Linked DNA regions of Mus musculus: region 2 is linked to region 1. A link is a contact called in ENCODE Hi-C or POLR2A ChIA-PET data. All regions are on one chromosome and are shown on one strand. The core of a region is the stretch at or near the end of the contact, and the rest is flanking DNA. Distances in the headings are between cores, read along the strand shown.

Evidence for each region. Hi-C counts contacts between places; a loop is a spot of excess contacts on that map. ChIA-PET counts read pairs that join two places held with the same protein, here RNA polymerase II (POLR2A).
Region 2: a loop to region 1 is called in a map of Patski, with 2.6 times the contacts of the local background. The contact joins the promoter of Nipal1 here to the promoter of Nfxl1 in region 1. A Hi-C loop is called at or near these places in 2 of 37 maps with a recorded cell type or tissue (Patski and regulatory T cell). POLR2A ChIA-PET finds 5 or more read pairs at or near these places in 1 of 5 experiments (Patski).

The regions. Positions count from the first base shown.
Region 1 is chr5:72,557,882-72,562,076 of GRCm38, reverse strand. Nfxl1 (nuclear transcription factor, X-box binding-like 1) reads left to right here and starts at 2,432. Exons shown (of 23, transcript NM_133921.3): 1 at 2,432-2,488; 2 at 2,809-3,063. The coding sequence starts at 2,811.
Region 2 is chr5:72,645,179-72,649,092 of GRCm38, reverse strand. It overlaps Nipal1 (NIPA-like domain containing 1), which reads right to left and starts at 1,297. Exons shown (of 6, transcript NM_001081205.1): 1 at 1,160-1,297. The coding sequence starts at 1,205.

The DNA of each region.
Region 1 (4,195 bases), core at 1,183-3,682:
CATAATACTTTGGTAGTACATCAAATCTATTTTTGACTTTTAAGCAGTTTCCACTCCTACCAGAAAATCTGAGCACTCCCAATGCTTGGGACTGTCACTTTATTCATCTTTTTTTCACCTTATTAAGTTTTAAAACTTTTTGTGGGAAAAGTTTTTTTTTTTAATTAAAGTCAAATACAAGCTCAAAGTTATATTTCTCACTCTGTAAACCCATAGCCCTTTGAAAAACATCAAAGAACCTTTATTTATGTTGCTATCTGAAATTTCAAAGTAAACATAGCAGCATGAAAAACTTGAAAATGTACTCTCCACTTACACATGCTCCTGTGTTGTTCTGCATGGTCAAGGCTTATGATGTAATAGTATTTGTTCATGCAGTGAGCTCATAACATTGTTTGATGTCAAAGTGGTTATCATTATAAATTCTCATTACATTCATGGAAAAATTTGAATAGGTGAAGTTTTTGCCTTTTAAAGTACTCCAATATAATTGGAATAGCCGTATGTGTTTTCCAGCTTTCTATGAACCATATCACATTCCTGAGATAAACTCCCTTAAAAAAAGGAAAAGTGTGCTTTGGTCTATGGGTTCCTGAGGTTTCAATCTTAAAAGACTGGCTTCACTGATTTGTATTTGTGGTTAAATGATATATCATTCTAGGCATGTGTGGTGGGGGCCAAATCTCATACCTCTAGGAGAGAGAAAGAGAGAGGAAGAGAGGGAGGGAGAAAGGGAGAGAGGGAGGGAAAGAGGGAGGAAGAGAGGGAGTTAGGGAGGGAGAGAGAGAGACAGAGAGAGAATCCTTCAAGGGCATACCCCTTGACTTAAACCTCCAGCCACTTACAGGTTTCATTACAAAGGCCGAGGAGTAACTAGTTTCCACGTGGCTTATCAGGACATTGCAGATGCAGAACATTAAAGAGAATTACACAATCATCATATGTCTAAGAGAGGAGGCCAGGAGTCACTTTACCTAGTTGCAACCCAGGCCCTGCTGGAGTGTTGAAAAAGATTTTTTTGGTGTCATTTATTTATTAAAAATTGGTTTCAATGATGAGACTCCACATGTTATTAAACAGGTATGTAAAAGAAAAGGAAGGAATGCTTGTTTGAAGCTCTCGATAAATATTAGAATAGTTTATAACTAATGTTTGGAGGACTGGAGGGAATGTGTTCTCAGGAAGGTTTAGTATGGAGATTTGGACAATGTGCTAACGCAGATCTGTGCTACACACCAAGGTTCTATGAGGGTCTCCTTATCATCAGCCACCTCAATATTCCCTCGACATTTACTGGTTTTGGATGAATTATAGGCCATGATGTAATACCTATGTACAAGAAATTAAAAACATGATAGAATTAAAGCTTAGTTTCAGCACAATTACCTCTCTATGCTTTAGTTTTCCCAGTGGTAAAATTGGAATGATAAATAAGGTTATTTTGAATAAAAAAAAATATTGACACAATGGACATGATGATGAAGGCCTGGAGCCCCAACAACTTCTAAGGCTGTGGTGAGAGAATCATGAGTTCAAGAACAGCCTAGATAATATTAAAAAAACTCATCTCAATAAATTATAAGTGTAAAACTTTGTATATGTGCAAACACACACACACACACAGACACACACACATATATATGTAAATATTTTGTACACTCCTGGACACATTGAATGGCATCTAAATATATTTGTGGTAAATGTTGGGAAATTAACTAAGCTGAAGGGTAATTTAAGGATTGTATAACTTCAAATATCAACAAAAATTCAGCTCATTTTCCAAGAGACCACTAAATGAATTTCTGCAATCTATACGTAAAGATTAGCTGCTGGCTTTCAGTTATTTTCCTTAATGAATCTACTGGAGGGAGCAGCCTTGAAAGGAAAAGAAGCAGTCTCTAAGGGAAAGCTTGTTTTAAAGTATAAAAGGTGGTTAATACTAGGGGCTAGATTTCATTGTGAGTTCTGAAAGCTTTCTCCACTCAAACCATTTTTTCCTACAATGCTCCCGTGGCTCTTCTGATCCTGCTCCCCATGGCGTCTTCTGTTTTCTAAGTACTTCCTGGACGAGGACCTGCCTGCTACCTGCAAGCAGCAAGACTATGGCGAGAACAACTGTTTGTGAATTTTGCCCTCTCTGAATCCTGAAACCTCGCGTATTTCCTGGGAGCAGCCGCCAGTAGCAGCATGCTCCCGGCACGCCCACCAACGGAGGCGTCTACTTTTCATGAGCCTCGGAACACTCTGGGAAATGTAGTTCCCCAAAGGCCGCGAACGACCGCGCATGCGCACTGAGCATTCCTTCGTCTCTTCCGGGAAAAAAAAAAAAAAAAAAAAAAGCTGCCTCGCTGCCACGCATTCTGCGGTCCGCGGGCGGAGGCTTCTGGGAGTTGTAGTCCCTGGCGGTGGGCGCCGTCGGTAAGGAGACGTAGCTTTTCGGTGCGGTCCACTTCAGCAGTTGGTTCCCGGCCGCGGCCGCGGCCGCACGGTCAGTTCGCGTTTCTGTGCCTACCGCACTTCTCCTGAGGCTGAGGAGAATTTCCCGTGGCTGGGTTTTTCCTGTCCCGGGTGGGCTCCTCGTGGCTCCGTGCTTCTTTTCTGCCCTCCGTCTTTTCCCTCCTCGCCCGTCGCTCGAGCCTGGGCTTGGCGGGACTCGCCCTCGGGAGACACAGGGCCGCAACCTCCTCAGACCCGGGTCTCCGTGTCGCGGGGTCCGTCCGCACCCAGCCTGACCCTGCGGTCCCTCGGCAGCCGCCTCCATCCTCGGACGCCCGTTCACGCTCCTTCTCCTTTATCTCTCCGCTGCAGGGATGGACGCTCCCTGGCGCCAGGTGGCCGCTGGCCGAGGCCGAGCCCGAGGACGGGCCACCGCAGTGCCCCTCTCAGGAAATGGAGTCCCTTTTGGTGGCGCTGGAGGAGGGCGAGCCAAAGGGTCTGGGGGCGCGGTGTCTTCGGGCCCCGGCCCCGGGGGAGCAGCAGCTCTGGCCCCTGCGGGTCGCGGGCAGCGCTCAGCTGGAGGCGAAGCCCCGCAGCCCCCGGGGGCCCGGGGTGAGGATGGCTCAGGTGAGGATGGCTCGGGTCTCCCGCCCCACCAAACTCCCCAAGTCACTTCCCTACTTATCGCTGGCTGCCAGGGCCCTCCAAGTCTCTCATTCACTTTTTAACAGCTCCCGGAGTTTAGTCTCAGGGAACCGTCTCCATTCAGGCAGATTTTCATCTCATCGCTTGCATCCTCATTTTAATTGATAATTGCCTTTGTTAGTCACTTTCTTCAATTGTGTGCAGCTGATTTGGTTAACTCAGTAAATGGATCGCCAGAGTTTGTTTTCTTTTATAATCTAAGATGTTTAACATCTGTCGTAAAATAGGACCTTGTGCTTTCGCATCTGTGTGTATGGTAACAGCAAGCTAGGCTAAGGTCTCAGAATTCCATTTACGAACAGATTGGGAACTCCATTCTTCATTAATCAACTCGACTTTCAAGACCAGTTGTTGATAGCCATCTTTCCCAGGCTACCTGACTTTTTGGACCCTGTAAGCGTTTTGGTTGTTGTTTTTAACTGATCCCAGTGCAGAAATTCCATGTCTTTCCATGATGTATCAGGTGTTGCCACGATGGATTTGCCAATAGCCTTGGTCCAAGATCTTTTAGGGCGACGTTGAGAGTGTTTATACATAACACTCCAGATAAAAGAGAGTGGTCCCTGAAAGTGTTTTGTGTTTGGAAGGTATTTTTTCAGAAGAGGTTTAAAATTTTTATTTCTGAAATTATAGTAGAATTGCATCAGTTCTCCCTTCCTGCTAGGAGCAAAATTGAGTCTCTGCGTGGGGTTTCCCAGGGTAACTTGAAAGTTAGTTTGCGTTGATTTTGCTGGCAATTGGTCAGTTAATCATAGAGGTGCAGTGTGCTATTTAGAGACCTATGAACAAGTTGGTAAGCTGGCTTGGGTTTTGTGGATAGTAGGAAAGCAAGCATTCTCTACATAGTATATAGTATATAGTATATAGTATATAGTATATAGTATATAGTATATAGTATATAGTGTATAGTGTATAGTATAAAGTATATAGTAGTTGACATTTGTGAGGAAGGAATAAGTTAAGACAATTACCTGGTCACTTTGTGTGGTGACATTCTTCCAAATGGTACTAGGTACATACATGTACCAAGTGTCATCTCTTCCCAATTCAGCTT
Region 2 (3,914 bases), core at 48-2,547, 88 kb before region 1:
AGCTCCAGAATTATTTAGAAAAGGGACCAACTGCCACTAAGCGCATGACTGTCTAGGAAACAACCCTAGATGCAGCTGCCTTAGGGATACCGGTCTCAATGTGGGGATAGTTTGTGAATTGTTGCACATTTTCTTTTACACACCTTTCCCCTTTCTTACTAGCTGGGATTTGATGAGTCCTCTCTCTTCTTCTGTCTCTCCCCCCTTTTCTTTCTATTCCCTCGTTAAGTTATAAGCTGGAAAGGCCAAGAAGCAAGGACACGAATCTCTACAACACGAGGAGCTGTAGTTACATGGTCGTAGCATTAGGCTGGGAAGCACTCACTGTAAGGCACAGGTCTTACCAGACAGCTTCTTTGAGTCGTTAGCAAGTAGGTTAGAAATGACCTGACACCAGTGGGGATTAAAAAAAAAACCGATAATTTCGTTTGCAATGCACATTTCCCAAGGTTGCCCCACCTTTCCCCTTACTTCCATTCAGTTTTCTCTGACCTTCTGTGTAGAGACTGCAAGAAGCCAGTGGAAGTGAGGAACATCTGGCAAAGGTCAAGGGGTGGGGCCCAGGGGTTTTACCAGGCAAGGTGTGGGCTGGAAATCCCAGTCTAGCCCTGAGGAAGAACTAACAAAAGGGCACTCCCAGTTCCCTGTTGGAGTAGTCACCCTACTCAAAGGATTGCCCAGTAAGTCATACCTGAGCGATCTCTCCGTGGGACTCAGGCACAGTGTGTTCAGGGAGCACTGTGGGAAGCCCACGGGATCCCCGGCACGCCCTCTGCCATGTACTCCGGAGTTGAGGCTGAGCCAGGAAACCTCCTCCTGGATCAAACCCTGGAATCTGCCCTCAGCAAGCATCCTGAATTTCCCTGCCACACACTCAGTAGGACGTAATCAACATTGAGCCAGCCGGGGGACTAAGTGGGCGTCACTTCTGTCCTGCTCCGACTTGGGCTTCCCCACAGAGTCTGGAGTGCAGTGGGCTCAGCTAAGTATTTACTGTCCCGTTGGTGGGACAGCCGACTGGACGACTGGAATACTAAATGATTAGAAGACGGCGCGTTAAGAATCCGCACATTTTTCTGAGTCTAGTTTTGAGACCTCGCATCTGGGCTCCCAGCTACCCAAGTGACCCAACTGTCCCACCGCTGGGACTGACACTCACCTTCATGGCAGGGCTCTCCGGGTGGCAGCCTCAGCTGTACCCCCATGGCCTGGGGACCGGGCTTCCTCTGTGCTAGCAATAGTTTCTCACACACCAGTGTCCCGGGACCCGCTTTCGTTCCGGCGGATCGGTGGAGTCAGCGAAGGGTGTGCGCTGCCTCCGCCCCCGTGGCAGGCTCAGCCAATGAGAGTGACTGGGTGGGGCATGGGGTGGTTTGAGGCTCATTTTCCGCCCACCGCTCGCTCATCGCCGCAGAAGTTCCTTCAGTCACCGGTGTCTGCAGGGTGGACCCGGGAGCTGCACAGGTGCTTAGTCCAGAAACACCTGCCAGGAGGAGATGAGGTTACAGCGTGGATGCTGCCGAAGTCACTCGGGGAATTTAGTGATGGAGAGGCTGTCCCGAGGCCCCCTTCTGGTTGTCCTGGAGCAGACGAAGTGCTGGCCAACGTCAGTGGGTCTTTCTCATCACTGGCTTTTGTGGCACAAGGCGCTGTCTGCTGGAGTTCTGTGCTGAGTCCATGCTAAAGTTTATTCTGGGATTTTTTTCGAACAGGCTTGGTGCTTCTGCTCTCTCGTGCACGCCGTTGTCCTCCTTGTCTTACAATACCCGTGCTTACCTGTTTTCAACAATCAGGCATTTCCCTCTCCACCCACCCAGCTGCCTTATCCCCACGCCCAGTCGTATATGAAATAAGCTTTTCAGGGATCAGCAATGCCCAAACTGAGAAGACCTGTTCCCACGCTGAAGTTCATGATATTCCAGCAGTACACTACATAACATGCATGAGTCAACTCATTACAATTTACAGCACAATTTATTAACTACAGTTTGCAGGTGAGGGATAAGGATAAGGTAGAGAAAGCGGTGAAGTAACTTAGTCACGAGGTATTTATTATGCCTCATGAAGTGGTCACACTTACTGCTGAAGCCCTCAGCCGGAAGAGCCGAGATTGTGTGTTTTTCTGGGGTGCCTTTGCGCTTGACTGCTGTACCCCCATAGGCTCTAGGTATTCACGAACAGCTAGAATTAACTTTATTGCCTAAGAGTTTCACTGCAGAGATCCATCTTGCTTTTCTTGTTTTCAGGTTTATGAGACAAAACTTAAAACCAAATTAGTCAGTAGTTTAAGATGCATACTTTTTGTCTATGGGCATGACCTGTGGAAAAAGAATGGGGGAGGGGCAGGATCAGGTGGAAGTGGCAAAGACGGTTTAAGCCAGTTTTGAATTGGAAGCCTTGTGAAGTAGACATCTACTTAGATGCTTTCTTTGGACATCAGATTTCACGTTTTGTCTTCACCATAGACTGGCAATGATAATAAATCTGATCCCAGGTACTTCTTACTATTTAACAAACATCAGTTACAATGTGGCAAACCCTAACCCTAAGCACTTTATAAAAAATTGTTTAATTTATATTAAAAGCATTCAAAATGATAATAGCTGTTGTTATTTTCCACTTTATGCTTTATATCTTCACTTAAAAAAAGCCTTGAGAATGTTCCTTTGAGATTCATGAGTTTTCTTTGTTTGCACACGAATGCACACGTGTGTATGCAGGTGCACATGCGGGTGTGCCTGTGGAAGCCAGAAGGGGGCGCTGAGTATTCTGCTCTATCACTCTTTACTTCCTCGATGGGGCCTGTCACTGAACCCAAGCCTGGCTAGTCAGCAAGCCCCAGAAACCCATCAGCGGGAAGGCTGGGGTTATAGTTGTATACCATTTTTACGTGGGTTCTGGTTCTCAGGCCCAGGCAGCGCTGTTATCTTCTGAATCATCTTTCCTGCACGTCGGGATGGCAGTCTGGTTTTGGCAGGAAGTACTTTGTTATAAATCTTATTTATTCCAGTTCTAAGTATGTGAGAAAACACTCTGGGGAAAAAAAAAAGAAGAAAACTTGCTCAAGATCACTGCTGTCCCAAGCCCAGTGTGTCCTAGGCAGAAATCAGTCATGAATTCCCCTCACCCATTATTTCTAGATGAATAGCTACGTGGCTACCACACAGGATGTCACCTGTGCACTAATTGGGGGCAGGTGTTATCCCTATCCAAGAATGTATTACTTAATTCAAGGAAAAAAATAACATTTAAACATCTCCAGTGAACTCACTCTTGACTTCGGGAAATCCTTTTATAACTCAAAACCTAGAATTCAACAGTAAATGAAACCCTCTAAAAGGTAGACTCACACTCACTGGGCTTTGTGCAAGGTCATGAGACCCAGTGATGATTGTGAAAATGGAAGCTGGAGTTGCCTCAGAGCTGGAGGAGGCAGAGCCACACTGTCTTGTAGCTTGGGCAGGTCTGCAGATAGCCTCCTGTGGGAGCCTCTAGCCTCCATTGCCATGCTATGGGGGGCGGGGGGAGTTTGCCATTCTCTGGCAGGCGGTAGGGACAAGGCAGAGGGGACAGCGGCTGGTAGGCAGGGTGGAGGGTAAGCTGTAGAATGTCAGGCATAGCACTAGCTTACTGCTTTTAGTTTATTATTGGCCCTGCCCCCAGTCAGCCTGCTTAAGGGGTTATAAATTTGAAAAGTCTTCCTGAAAGCAACTGCTTTTCTTTGCTGACTTAAAATTCACTGTCTCCTGTTGTTATTTTGAGTACTTTCTTCCTTATAGTTTGAATTTAATCTATGATCTGTATTTTTCAGTGAGAACTTTCCGATCACTGATTTTTAAACATTTGTCCTTTAATGTGTGTATTTGAGGGGTTGAGGGAAGGCTGTGTTGGAGAGGACCTGAGTGTAGTTCTTA